Linked DNA regions of Mus musculus: region 1 is linked to region 2. A link is a contact called in ENCODE Hi-C or POLR2A ChIA-PET data. All regions are on one chromosome and are shown on one strand. The core of a region is the stretch at or near the end of the contact, and the rest is flanking DNA. Distances in the headings are between cores, read along the strand shown. Region 1 holds the start of Znhit3 (zinc finger, HIT type 3). Region 2 holds the start of Pigw (phosphatidylinositol glycan anchor biosynthesis, class W).

Region 1 (7,453 bases), core at 2,376-4,875, 36 kb before region 2:
TGTGCCTGTGATCCCAGCATTCAGGATGTTGGGGCAGGAGGATCAGAAGTTCGAGACTCCCCTCAGCAAGCTCACAGTTGTCTGTTTGATTATTGTGTGTGGAGGGGAGGCACACATGGAGGAGTCAGGGGATAGTAACTGACCAGAGTCAGTTCTCTCTTACCGGGAGGGATCTTCAGGCTTGGCACCTGTACCTGCTGAGCCATTTCTGGAGCCTACGCTTTCCCGTGTGGGATGGAAATGAATGTGAACAGGTGAGATCGTGGAAATAGTCTCCCGGGGCCCAATGGTACCTGTTTTCCAGTGTCATTCAGTGCTTGCACGGGATGGATATTTTAGAGTAGCAGAATGGACCTGGAATGGGGCAAAGCACAGTCCTATATATTTTTTAAAGTTAATTTATTTATGTAAATGAGGACTGTCTGCATATACACCTGAAGGCCAGAAGAGGGCGCCAGGTCTCTTTATAGATGGTCATGAGCCACCATGTGCCAATGCTCTTAACCGCTGAGCCATCCCACAGGTCTCCAAGCCTTATTAACCCCAGGCCTCTAGTAAGAGCATAGGTGCTACATGTGAGGAGAGTGTACCCTGAGATGGAGTCTTCAGTATCCCAGGCAAACTTTCCATGGAGCCTTGAATTCTCCATCCTCCTCCCTCCACCTCCCATTCTGGGATTACAGCCATGCTCACCATGTTAGACTTCTGCATTGCCGAGGCTTGAACCCAAAACTTCCTGCATGTTTAGCCAACGAACCTACATTCCTTTCCTCTGTCCCTCCCACCCCAAGAACAGATAAATATTCTGATTCAGTGGTTCTCAACCTTCCTAAGTCTGGGACCCTTTAATACTGTTCTTCATGTTGTGCTGACCCCCAACCATAACATTATTTCAGTTGCTACTTCATAACTGTAATTTTGTTATGAATTGTAAGGTCAATCTCTGTTTTCTGATGGTCTTAGGAAACTCCTGTGAAAGGGTCACGAGTCCACAGGTTGAGAAACTCTGCTCTAGGCTAGTAACCCCAAAGTTCCCAGAGCACAGCTAGATTCTCATTAGGCTAACATAGGTGGTCAGCTTCCAGGTGGACTGCCACTATCCTGGAGTTTACATGAGCTCCTAGCTAAGAGGCACTGAGAGCTGGCCCTGGAGAGCCTTTAGCATTTAGAGCCCGAGGTTGGCGACTGTCCTGCTTTTTCCCAGGAGACTCTCTTTTCATCGCTTCACGGTTTAGTTACTACTCTAGCTTTTTTTTCTAAGCTGCCAGCAGCTTAATCTACAGCATAAAGTGGGGTGTGTGCTGGGCTCTAAGAGTAGTCGCTACACCGATCCAACGGCGGCCTGCAGCGCCCTCTGGCGGTGCCTGTTGCTGGCATGCAACACTGCGAGAGTCTCTGGAGGCTCACAGGCGCCTGACTGCCAGTAGCTAGGTACCTGAGTTCTGAAACCTTTCTTTGCTGTCTCGCTTCTTTCCAAGGATTTTCACTGCTCTTCAGGCTCTTGCGGAGGAGTACGCGGCATCTAAGATGGGTTTAACTGGAGTTCATAGAAAGCCAGGATGCTCCCATTGGAACCTCAAGTGTGGTCAACTGGATAACGAGTCTGGATTCACAGTGTCCTCGGTATTCCCCCACCTGGTCCCCCTCACACTTCCTTTCCTGTCCTGGACATTGAAGAAAGTCTGACAGTGATCCCTGAAGCTAGGGACCTCCAGAATAGAGGGAGCAGCATCTCCACCACAGGAAGTGTGTGTAGGAGAGATTCTCGGTTTCAGCCATTACATACAAACACACAATACAAATCCGGGTGGTCTGTGACAGTTTATACCCTTGCCACACAGGACACAGATTCAAATGTGATCATGGATGAGTTGTTGGCCTTCTCTGGTTGTCCCATTTTAATTTGGACCTTCTGGAAACCAAAGGTCACATCTCTGTTGAAGACTAGGAACGAAAAGGGTTATTGGGTCAGTGTGAATTTGTATTGGATTCTAAGCAAGCTCTTGACGGGCTGACGGGAGCAAAGAGAGAGCCAAAGGGGCCTTCTGATTTAGCGGAAGGACAGTGTTTTGGGCCTGGAGAGCCTTCCAGCGGTCCCATGATACTAAAGAAGGACTCTTACTCATTTCCCATCCTTTCTACCGAGTCAGACCAAATTGTCAGTAGCAGAGATCCAGGAGATTAGACTCCTTCCGAGTATCATGGAAATAACCCTTTTGCCAGCTACAGGTTAAAAAATATATATGTATGATTTCCATTTGTCTTTCAATAGCTCAAGAATTTAGGTCTGGACATCCACTTTAATTGATAAAAGGGCTCAGGTAGCAACCAAGCCCTCTAAGACACTCAAAGAGTGGGAGTCAGGGCTCCAGGCACTGCCTAGTTTGCAGCAGCTCCATCTCAGCAGGCACAGATGCTCATGCGCACACTTATTAACAGGGACCCTAGAGCAGGGCTGGTGGAAACAGAGGCAGGCCGGCTCTGTGAGTTCAAGCTCAGCCTGGTATACAGCATGAGTTCCAGGACAGCCAGGGTTACACAAAGAAACCCTGTCTTAAAAACAAAAACAAAAACAAAAACAAACAAACAAATCAACAAAGGACCCTAGAGCCTGAATGGGCCACATAGATGAGGAGGAGGCATTTGGGAGAGGAACATGATTTAAGGTCCTGGAAGCTGGAGTTTAGGTTAGACCAAATTCAGAGCTTCAGAGAGGAGCAAGTTTCTTAAAGAAAACAGGATTCCAAGTAGGGCCTGGTGACACACCCTGCAACAGGGTCTCAGACCTTAACACAACTGACTCCACGATTTTGTCTATAACTAAAGTCTATAGTAGCCTTCAAGGTTAGTCATAGCCCATCTATTCTGACTCATTAGCCTGGATTCCTTTAGCCTAGCCACTGATCTGCTCTGCAGTCAGTCAACTCCACCATGGCTTGTAGTGGCATGAAGCACAAGAAAACCTACAGGCTCATTTTCAGAGTCGTGCAAATGCACGGCTTGACACTAAAATTCCAGTCTCTTCCTTAGTCCTTTCCCCATTCTGTTTTCACTTCAAGCCTTGTGCTCCTAGGGAAGAGACCGTCTTCCAATCATCCCCAGTGTCTGGACATTGTAGAACTCACAGTCGGGGTTCAACAAGCATTTGTCAGCAGCTCAGCCTCAAATGTCTTTTGGGCTGGGAGAAGTGGCTTAGCAGTAAGGACCGCTAGATGCTGTTACAGAGTTTGAGTCTTAACATTCACAGTAGGAAGTTCAAACCCGCCTATCTCTAGCTCCATTGGATCTGATATCTTTTTCTGGTCTCTCTTGGGGCAGGGACATCATTTACCCCGGCACAGGCGCACACGTATACAGTTTTTTTTTTTTTTTAATGTCTTTGATTAGGCATGGTGGTGCACACTTGTGATGTCAGTGTCAGGGATGCAGAGGCAGAAAAATCCTGAGTTCCGTGGCCTGATCTAATCAGAGGAAAAAAATCCTTGACGCAGCAGCTCTAAATGCACATCTACTGTATCGACACTCTACAGGTGAGGCCTAGAATAGAGAACAGGATCAATCCATTGCTTCTGACTGCCAATGAGTGCGGAGCGCTGTGATTGGCCCTTGTTTAGGTAAAAGAGTGAGCGCGGGTGTCTTCTGGGAAGTCATGGCGTCGCTGAATTGTAGGACTGCGGTCTGTGTGGTCTGTTTGGAGAAGCCGAAATACCGTTGCCCGACTTGCCGCGTGCCCTAGTGAGCCAGAGCGGGTAGTGGGTTCGGAGGGAGGCCGGGCTGCGGGCGGCGGCTGCGGGCAAGGGGTACGTGCTGCGGCCGCTCGTGCTGATCGTGCTGACCTGAGCCTGTCTGTCTCATTACAGCTGTTCGGTCCCCTGTTTTCAGAAGCACAAAGGTAAGACCCCGGGACACCGTCGCAGCCCTTGCTCCTTCTTTGTACCGTACAGGCCCCATGCCCCCAGGAACCCGAAGCGGGAGGATTCCCGCCAGTTCAAAGCCAGCCTGACTACAGACTGAGACCCTGTCTCAAATAATCCAAAGCAAGTCAGCTGCTTTCTTGGGAAAAGTCTTAGCTATTTATTCATCTTGACATTCTAGTGTAGCCCCTCACTATCGCAGAAACTGCCTTGGCTGAGGTCAATTAGCCAGCAATGGTTGTCTTTAAAATATGGTTGTTTATTATTTACAATAGGAGAAATTTTCTTTTTCTGTGTGTGGTATTTTGAGACAGGTTCTCCTCCTCCTCCTCTTTTTTTTTTTTTCCGAGGCAGGGTTTCTCTATGTAGCTCTGGCTGTCCTGGGACTCACTCTGTAGACCAGGCTGGCCTCGAACTCAGAAATCCGCCTGCCTCTGCCTCCCGAGTGCTGGGATTAAAGGCGTGAGCCACCACGCCCGGCTGGTTCTTTTTCTTCTTTCATTTTCCTTCTTTCTTTGTTTGCTTTTCAATAAAGGGTTTCTGGCTGCCTTCGAACTCGCTCTGTAGACCGGGCTGGCTTCAAATTCATAGCGATCTGCCTGCCTCTTGCCTCCCAAGTGCTGTTTTATTTTGTGCTGAGAAAGAGTATCTCAGATTCACTATATATTCCTTTTTTTGTTTTGTTTTTGTTTTTGTTTGTTTTTCGAGACAGGGTTTCTCTGTGTAGCCCTGGCTGTCCTGGAACTCACTTTGTAGACCAGGCTGGCCTCGAACTCAGAGATCTGCCTGCCTCTGCCTCGCGAGTGCTGGGATTAAAGGCGTACACCACCACGCCTGGCTGAACTATATATTCTATACTCCTCCCAGACTCACAATCCCCATGCCTTAGTTTCCTAATGCTGGGATTAAAGGCACAAGCCACCACGGCCCAGCTGAGACTGGCTCTTTTTTTTTTTTTTTTATGTAGTTCAGGCTGGCCTATCTATCATGATCATGCTTTGTCATCCTCAAATGCTAGGATTATAGGAGCCACCAGAACTGGTTAAAATAAGTTCCTGACCTATTGAGAATGGAGCTGGAGCGATGGCTCGGCTGTTAAGAGCTTCTTGTTGCTTTCCCAGAGGTTCTGAGTTTGGTTTTCAGCACCTGCCTACTATAGGCAACTTGTAGGTCCATTCCCAGGGGCTCTGACTCCCCTTCAGGGGCTCTGACTCCCTCTTCTGGCCTCTGTAAACACTGCATACATGTAGCACATTCTCCCTCTGTCTCTGCTGTTTTCTCCCACCCCAGGCTCAGACCTATCCCTGCCGAAATGCTTGCTTTCTGCTTGTGAAAGCTCGCTCCGTTAAGTCTCTGGGCTTCCTCAGGTAGACTTAGAGCAGACTTTTCTTACCTTATCCATGTGTTCCATGACTACTAAACCCCTCTGACCTGGGAGTTATGACCTTCATGTCCTAGCGGCACATGGGTGCACACATACAGTAACTGTTGATGAATTGTGTTATGTTTATAGAAGTCACTGCCATTAATCCTGGGGGAAGTCCTGTGAAGGTAGGGTGGGGCACACAACCACCTTGCCCAGGTCCAAGCTCAGTCGGCTTCCTCGCCCCTTCTGCTGGACTCGGAATTACTCACGGTTCTCTGACTGATCGCTTGGTTTGACCTGTCTCTCCCTCTGTGTGTCTCTACCCAGTACACATTCAGTACACTGGCCGTGATGGGGACTTGCGGCCTCGTTGGCTGGCATGGAGGGTTGTGTTTGGCTATGCCTGAAATTTGTGTCTCTCTCAGAGCAGTGCAGCTCTGAAGCCCGACCTGTTGAGAAGAGAAGAGCAGGGCCTCCTGTGAGGTCTGAGGAGAGCAAAGGTGAGGTGGTTGGGGCTTTTGTTGTTGTGTTTGTTTGTTTGTTTTTCGAGAAAGGGCTTCTCTGTGTAGTCCTGGAAATCATTCTGTAGGCCAGACTGGCCTTCCTTGCCTCTGCCTCCAGAGTGCCGAGATTAAAGGCGTGCACCACCACTACCTAGCATGGTGGTCGAGTTTAAACAACACACTTCAATTGATTTCAAAGATACTAAATGGTAAGGAAAGGAGAGGGGGTAAATGGACAGGATACAGGAGGATGCCTTTTTGGGGGAGCAGCAGCCTCAGCAGGGTGGAGTACAAACTAGCGTCCTGAAGCATGGCTCTGGGGAGGGGCCCTGGGCCTGGGGTTAGGCCCATGTGGGAGGCTTCCTTTGAATTAGGTCACCTCCTTGCTGCTGAAGTCGCCTTAGATTTCCAGCAGTAATGGGCTGTCCTCCACTCACACATTTCATGCATCCATGGATTCGTCTGTCTTTAATGCCTCCTGGGTGTTGTAGATCTGCACACAGCCCCTTCTGTGCCTCAAAGAGGTTCTTAAGAGTCACAGAAAGAGTTGGGCTATGTGTCCTTTGAGAAACGTCTAGTATGGGCTTGGGTGTATCTGCCTTTGGTGAAAGTGGGGGTACTATGCTTGTCAGGGTTTTATAGGCCTCGTTCACAGTCACAGCCCTGGGTCACGACGAGGCCAGGAAGGGTGCTGTCTGCAGACCACAGCATGTCATGCTCTTGTGAAGCCCAGTCACCATTCTGCCACCTACTCTTGGTTTAATTGTGAAGCCAGAGAAGCAAGCTGTCATTTTATTTGAACACGACTGTTAGTGTGCCCTCCCTGTGGCACCTCAGTACACACGTGGTCGACGTGGCTGCCCTGGCTTCCTGAGGCCTGACCAGCTGTGCTCTACACTCCTCAGATGATGACTCCTCCGTAGCTGATTTCCTCAACAGTGATGAGGAAGAAGACAGAGTGTCTCTGCAGAATTTAAAGAATCTAGGTAAGTCTGTGCTGGGCTTGTTAACTGTTAGGCTTGTTAACTGTTAGTTTGTGCTCTAAGGCCGTGGGGCATGGGAGAGTGGAGCACGGACTAAGTCGTGCAGCAGCCAGCTTTATACCCCCCCCCTCCACCCCCCGGGGGAGAGTCACCTGACCAAGGTGTCCCATCATCAGGACAAGCTGCACTTGGCAGACACGTTTTCCATAGAGGCATATAAAGAAGTAACAATCACCAGTTATAATGACTGACATAAACTCCCATTGGCTGCACCTGGGAGGATGTGAAAGCATATGTCAAGAAAAAAATCCGTGTTATTAAAGAAACTGAGGTCACTAAAGTCTTGTTTCTTGGGAGTTTTCTCACAAATACTGAGAATTCCCTCGATATGACTATTCTTGGGTGGTATTCTGACACCATTTCCTCTGTATAGAATGTGGTTGGCTTTCTGAATTGTTTTGGCTGGAAGCTCGGCTATACCTCAGGGCTACTCTGCTTCTGAGTGATAGTCTTTTTCTTATTTATTTATTTATTTATTTAGTGAGACAGAGAGTCGTATTGTGTAGTCCTGGCTAGCTTAGAACTCACTGTAACCCATACTGGCTTCATGATGCCATCCTCCTGTCTCTATGTCCTCATGATGTTTCTATCCTCAGAAGAATTGCTAATTTTTTTTTTTTTCCGAGA
Region 2 (6,979 bases), core at 2,750-5,249:
GGGAGTTGAGTGTGATGATCAAGAGCTTGGATTAGAAAGCTAGATTGTGCTGGGTAATGGCGCACACCTTTGGTCCAGGCGCTTGGGAGACAGAGGCAGGAGAATTTCTGAGTTCAGGCCAGCCTGGTCTACAGAGTGAGTTCCAGGACAGCCAGGGCTACACAGAGAAACCCTGTCTCAAAAGCCAAACAGAAAGTCTAAATGTTCTTCACAAATGTTGTGTTTGGACACTGTTGTGAGGTAACTTTAGTGTCCTTTTCAATTGCCTTCCTTTGTTCTTCCAAATTCCTGTTGATGAATGTGACCTTGAGACAGTCATTTCACCTGTCTGACCTGTCTCTCCAGGACGGGGACATAAGAACACTGTGTAGTACACACTACTATATATTTTCACTGAAACAACACTCTCAAGCAGAGTGCCTCCTATTAACAAGGGCCAAGCATAGCATAGTCACTAGTACGGCTGTGGTAAAGATGATTACTTTTGGAATAAGGAAAAAAGAAAATACAACAGCCCAGAGCAGATAACTGTCTTGCCTACTGTTCTTAGCCTTCAAGTCTATTTCCAGGCAAATGGCTCAATGGTCCAGCAGCATCTACCATGGCTTTCTTGAGCCTGACAAGCTTTACCTTGGTTATTCTGCTGGGGCTCACTAGAGCACAAACTCCCTGAGCCCTTGGTATGGGGCAAAATTTAGTAAAATAAAATTTCAGCAAATACATACCACTGTGCTGTCTGGATCTGAGCTACTTACAAAGAAAGGATGCTATGTGTATGAGACAGAACTCCACAGTGAAGGGTGGTTCCCACCTTGCAGACCAGGGATACTAGCCTTTTCACAGGCAGAATGCTGGACTCCACCTAAGCTACTTACCTTCTCCTACATTTTTGCACAGGCTCACCTCTTGTCTGAACCGTCCATGTTCCTTCTCCATTTGGATAATTCTTTTTCTTTTCTTTTTTTTTTTTAAGACAGGTTTTCTCTCTCTCTCTTTTAGACATTGAACTCACAGAGATCTCCCTGCCTATGCCAAGTGCTGGCAGTAAAGATGTGTGCTACCAAGCCTAGCTTGCTTGGCTAATCCAGCCCCCCCCCCCCAAACCCCCCCCCCTATCCCAACAGGGTTTCTCTGTGTAGCTTTGGCTGTCCTGGGACTCATTTTGTGGACCAGGCTGGCCTCAAACTCAGATATCTGTCTGTCTCTGCTTCCCAAAGTGCTGGGACTGAAGGCATGCACCACCATCGCTGCTGGGCCTCTAGATTATTCTTAAAGGATCAGATTCAGTGTACAAACTTCCAAAGTGATACAACAAAACAGTCTGTCAGGGACTTCTGTCAGGATACGCCCCCGTTTTAGGTTATCAGCGTGGTTTGGATTGATTTCTTTACCTATCTACCCATAACCATTCCAAGGAAAAGAGCCACCAAATCACAAAAAGGGCGTATCAGGAAGAGTCCTGGGATACTCTGAAGAGTCCCTCACTAGAAGCACTGCAGTCTTTCTTCAGACAGGCAAGAGGGAAAGTGCTCAGTTACTTGGGCTTGAGGGATTACCTGCTGGAGCATCGTGCTTCAGTGTGGTCGGCCAGAGTTCTGTGTCACCGACACAGAGTGCTGTCTGTCAACCTGGTCATGAGGCCATCCTTCCAGCAGAAGACTCAGGAGTGTGGGAATCGCAGCCGAGTCATCTTGAAACCTGTAGCGTGAGACAGAAGACAAGGGCCACACACAGGTGAGGGCCTCTCTGGGATGACTCAGTCCTGCTCCTCCCACCAAGCGGGAGCATCCCAAATGAGAACCAGGCAGGCCTGGGCAGAGAGGGAGAGACTGTGCATCCCCTTGCCAATTAGGAAGTAAGACTCCTTTGCTGAGAGCCTCCAGAGACTACCTGGGATACTTTCTGATGTTTCTCTTACAGCAAAAGGCCAGGGGCAGTTTTAAGGGAAGTAAGTGATGGGCAGGGGTTGCAGAATCTTCTGGGTCAGTATGTCATGGAGAATGAAGAGATAGCCTTGGCCCTATCATCAGCATTAGACAGAAATACCCCCAACATAAATGTAGCCAGCAGCTGAGGGAGAATAGGCCTGGTGTCAACTACTGATGTCCCTAGGAAGCTGCCATATGAGAAGGGAATTGGTATGTGACCCCAGGGCAACCCTACTGCCCAAATTTTCTCCTTGAAAATAGGGGTAGTTAAATGTACCTTACATGGAGAGGTTATGAAGGCCAATGACGTCAAGGTTTGAAAGCACAGTACAAGTCTGAGTATCATATCATTGTCTAGGAACAATTAGTGTTATGCATGGGGCTGATGGTTCATTTGGAGACATTAAACAGATAGGGAACGCCCACTGCCCAACAGACGAGATTGAGACTGGTGGCATGTGCCTGTAATCTCAACATACAAGAGGCTGAGGCAGGAGGATCTCAGAGTTTGCGTCTTGTCTGGGCTATACTGTAAGACCTTATCTCGAACAAACAAGGTGAGACCAGGAAAGAATCTATTTGAGAGTACCTGTATGAGGACAGTATCTGAAAACTGGTGAGCTTCAGCCAGACTCGGGAGTGTCCCAGACTCCCATCCCTGCCTAGCAATGAGGCGTGAGGATGAGGGACATCTATAACGGATTGATGAGTCAATCCCGATACAGACTTTTTGAAGCTTTGAACACACCTAGTCTCCAAAGAAGCAGGACCAGGGATGGCCATGAAACAGGGAGAGGTAAAATTCAAGAAGAAAAGGGAATCAGGGCTGGGCTAGGCAATATCACTGTGTACACTGTACCCCATCACCCAAGGGTCTCTGGAGACTCAACTGGAAGCTGATCTTGAGAGGGAGGCCAGTCAGGAGACCACAACAGCGCATTTAAGTTAGAATCCAAAGCTCACAACCTTCTTAGAATATATTACAGGAGCTAAGCCTCATTTTTATACAATTGCCAATGGTATAATACCATACCACAAAGCGCAAAATTATGGCTCGTACGGGCGAGACCTGCGAGAGAGCTTGGTAAATGCTGGTTATTACTTTGCAGCGTCAGCTCCTGGTTGAAGTCAAATCAGATCAAAGCAGTTTTCTCCAGTTCTCCTGCTCCCTCCTCTTCGTGGTTACCACCAAGAATTTCTGGAAAGGGTGTGACCACAGTAGGCAGAGGAGAGTAATGAGTATGTGAAGGACCAACCAAGTCAAGGCAAGTGGTAACCAGATTGCCACCCTCTCCGCCTCTGCTTCGGATTTCTTTTTGTAAGAAGTACAGAAGGAGGGCTATAAGGAAAAGAGCTGGGTCCTGGGGGGTGAGGATGGGGGCTCAGCCTGCTTTGCTCCAGATTCCTGGACGGATCCAGCACTTCCAGCACTGGCAGCGTGCCCAAGGTGCCCAGGGCCGGGATACCACTCCGGAAGCACCTGGTACTGAGAGAACGCGTCCTTTCTGGGAAGGTGGCTATGACCCTAGTCAAGGGCGCAGTTTCCTTAAGTCTCTCCCGCCGTCCCTGGGTAGAACAAGGAAAGAGACGTCCAGCCTCGGTCAGCCAGAAACACCCCCTTTCCGGCCCCCTGCTGGCAAGCTGAAAAGTGACCGTGAAGGTCCTTGCCCTGGGCAAAAGCCACGAGCTGTGTGTTACCTCCTCCTTGGTCATAAGAGGGTAAAAAGAGAAATGCTGAATTAGAAAGTGAGACGCCTCCTTCTGTTTTAGCTGAGCGACTCACCGACCTCCCTACCTCCTCAGGCGGTGTGGGATTTTGGATCTAGGTGGAGAGTGGCACTCACCGGTCCCACGGCCCGGGCGCCCAGCGTGGTAGTCCCAGCCCAGGCCGATTGGAAGGGCGGGTGGGCAGGGTGAGGCAGCGGGAAGAGCCCGTGGAGGAGAGAGAGCGCGGGAGCGGCCGGGAGAGAAAGCCGGGAGCTCCAGGCCGCCTGGCGGAGCACTGCAACCGCGGCTCGATGGCCCGGAGCCCGCCGGCTCCTCCCCAGGGGCGGGGCGTGCACACGCGGCGCGGGACGCACGTGGCCCGTCCCAGGCCGCCGGCTCCGGCTAGCGGGCTGTTCGCGAGGTGAGGTCTATTGAGTCCGGGGTGTGAGGTGTGGCGTTTCCGTGGCCTCCCGAGTTCTGGGTGGGAAAGTGCGGTTCCCGAGAGCCCTTGCGCTGCTCTGCTGCAGGTCGCGGTGCCCGAGGCTGACGCGGGCTCCGGGGACCCTCTACCTAACCCGCCTCGCCCTGGGGCGGAGGGGAGACGCCCCTCCCACGGACCCGCCGCGCGGCTAGGTCTGGAGAGCACCCGGCCCAACCCAGCTCAAGACCCTGAAGGGCGTGGGGAGTTCGGCGGGGTGCGGACTGTTGCCATCCCCGGCGGGGGCGCGCGGAATCTGCGGTCCCGGAAGAACAGGCTGAGCCGCGACGGCCGGAAGCGCGGCTCGCGAGGCGGAAGCGGAGGGTGCCCGCAGTTTGCGGTGGGAGCCTGTTCTGTCCACGCCGGAGACCCTCAGTCGTGGGCAGGGCGTGGTTGTGGCCAGGTCTGCCAGGAAAAAAACTTAAAAGGCCAAAAGAGCAGGGCCACTTACGGTGAGGTGCTGGTGTATTGTCAGGGACATCAATTCACATCTGACTGTCGGATGTGTTCTCTCAGGGTGCAACTTTTCAGACATTAAAATGTGACAGGTTTTAGGTTGCATTAAAAAGAAGCCACTGGCGCTGGTATGCACTGTGCATCCATTCTGTCCACCTGCTTCTTAATCTGAAAATATGGCTGTGTGTAAAATAGGAAAAGAGCAACCCGAGGCTCATGCATTCTTTATGTACCCAATGTTGAAACCAAGGGCCCTAACTCTAAAATACATTTACAACTTCTCTCTCTCCCTGAAGTCGTCCCCCCCCCCCCCCACACACATGGTTTGTTGGTGGTGGTGGTGGTTTTTAGACTTATTCATTATGTATACAGTGTTCTGCCTGCATGCCAGAAGAAGGCACCAGATCTCGTTATAGATGGTTGTGAGCTACCACATGGTTGCTGGGAACAGAACTCAGGACCTCTGGAAGGGCAGCCAGTGGTAGCACATGCCTTTAGGTATTGCAGGGGATCGGGGAGGTAGGTGGATCTCTGTGAGTTCAAGGCCAGACTGATCTACATATTAAGTTTCAGGATACATGGCCAGACACTGTCAAAACCCAACAAACAAAAAGAGCTGGGCAGTGATGATTTTAATCCCAGCACTCTCATGGCAGAGGCCTGAATTTGAGACCAGTCTGGTATGCAAAACAGTTCCAGGACAGCCAGGGCTACACAGAGAAACTGTCTCAAGGAAACAAACAAAAACAAGACACAGTTGTTTGGGAGCTAAGCAACTTTTGTTTTGAATTTGCCTTATATTGAAGATAAAACTGTGTACTAGAACTTTCATACTTTTCGTGTGTCACTGTTGACTTCTTCCTATAATCTTAGGTTCTAGGAGAGTCAGGACAGTTCTGTCCATGAATTGAAACCAGTAGGGCTTGAAGTTCTGTTCTGCCCACATGTGTGTCTGTATGAAGGTGTCTGATACCTTGAAACTATAGTTACAGACAGGTGTGAGCTTCCGTATGGGTGTTGGGAATTCATCCTGTGTCCCCCCGAAGGGCAGCCAGTGCTCTTAACCGCCGAGTCATCTCTCCAGCCCTTAAACTTTTGTTTAAACAAGAAATATGTAAATTCAAGTTAGGCACATAGGTTTTTACTGAATTCACAACAATGTTGTGTTCTTCAAATCCATTCTTTTGTTCTTGTTTCCACAGGAAGGAAGAAAATGTCTCAAAAGCAGCTGAAGGAAGCCTTTGTCAGGAACCTCAGTGGGACCAGTGTGCTGGAAGTGACCCAGGGCCTGTGCTTTCCTGCCTTCTGTATCCTGTGTAGAGGCCTTTGGATCATCTTCTCACAGCACGTATGCTCTTTCTCAAACACCTGGAGCACACGATTCCTCATGGACTTTGTTGTCTTGATAGTCCCCCTAGTGATCACTCTGACTGTATTGTCTTCCTTTATCCTCCTCGAGAATCTCACTGTGATTGTCTGGGGGGCATGGCTGTTGTATCAGATATACCACAGGAGGACTTGCTACGCCAAAGTGCCTGTCCAGAAAGTCTTTGCAAACTTCTTGAAAATCAGCCTAGAATCTGAGTACAATCCCGCAATCACCTGTTACCGGGTCATTAACAGCGTATTTACGGCTATTGCCATTTTGGCCGTGGATTTCCCACTTTTCCCTAGAAGATTTGCCAAAACTGAACTTTATGGGACAGGAGCAATGGATTTTGGAGTAGGTGGCTTTATTTTTGGGGCGGCAATGGTTTGTCCAGAGGTTAGAAGGAAATCTATAGAAGAGTCTAGATTTAATTATCTTAGAAAATCGCTGTATTCTGTCTGGCCATTGGTCTTCTTAGGAATGGGACGGTTGGTCATTATAAAGTCCATAGGCTACCAGGAACATTCTACCGAGTACGGCATTCACTGGAACTTTTTCTTTACCATCATAGTTGTGCGATTAGTAACGTCACTGCTTTTGATTATTTTTCCTTTAAATAAGTCGTGGATTGTGGCTGTCAGCATAACTGTGGTATACCAGCTAGCCCTGGATTATACTCCACTCAAGAGGATACTTTTGTATGGCACTGATGGCAGTGGCACAAGGGTTGGCTTCTTAAATGCTAACCGAGAGGGAATAATTTCCACTTTGGGGTATGTGACAATACACATGGCTGGTGTACAAACGGGATTGTATGTGCTTAAGGGAAGAGCACAAGTCAGAGACTGGATAAAAGCTACTTGTTGGGTTTTCTCAGTAGCTGTTGGCTTCTTCATTTCTCTTCATATAGTGCAAGTAAACATAGAAGCAGTATCTCGAAGAATGGCCAATTTAGCCTTTTGTCTGTGGGTAGTTGCTTCCAGTCTGATGCTTCTTAGTTGTCTGTTACTGAGTGGTATAATTTTGAGTTTTGCCCAATTT

Evidence for each region. Hi-C counts contacts between places; a loop is a spot of excess contacts on that map. ChIA-PET counts read pairs that join two places held with the same protein, here RNA polymerase II (POLR2A).
Region 1: a map of left cerebral cortex shows a loop between it and region 2 (4-fold over the local background). The contact joins the promoter of Znhit3 here to the promoter of Pigw in region 2. A Hi-C loop is called at or near these places in 5 of 37 maps with a recorded cell type or tissue (CH12.LX, left cerebral cortex and v-Abl transformed pro-B cells). POLR2A ChIA-PET finds 5 or more read pairs at or near these places in 4 of 5 experiments (Patski and embryonic stem cell).

What each region holds. Positions count from the first base shown.
Region 1 is chr11:84,912,538-84,919,990 of GRCm38, reverse strand. It overlaps Znhit3 (zinc finger, HIT type 3), which reads left to right and starts at 3,625. Exons shown (of 5, transcript NM_001005223.3): 1 at 3,625-3,735; 2 at 3,861-3,892; 3 at 5,706-5,780; 4 at 6,689-6,769. The coding sequence starts at 3,650.
Region 2 is chr11:84,877,305-84,884,283 of GRCm38, reverse strand. It overlaps Pigw (phosphatidylinositol glycan anchor biosynthesis, class W), which reads left to right and starts at 3,999. Exons shown (of 2, transcript NM_001077636.1): 1 at 3,999-4,056; 2 at 5,772-6,979. The coding sequence starts at 5,783. Myo19 (myosin XIX) reads right to left here and starts at 4,114. Exons shown (of 25, transcript NM_025414.4): 1 at 3,773-4,114; 2 at 1,557-1,698. The coding sequence starts at 1,568.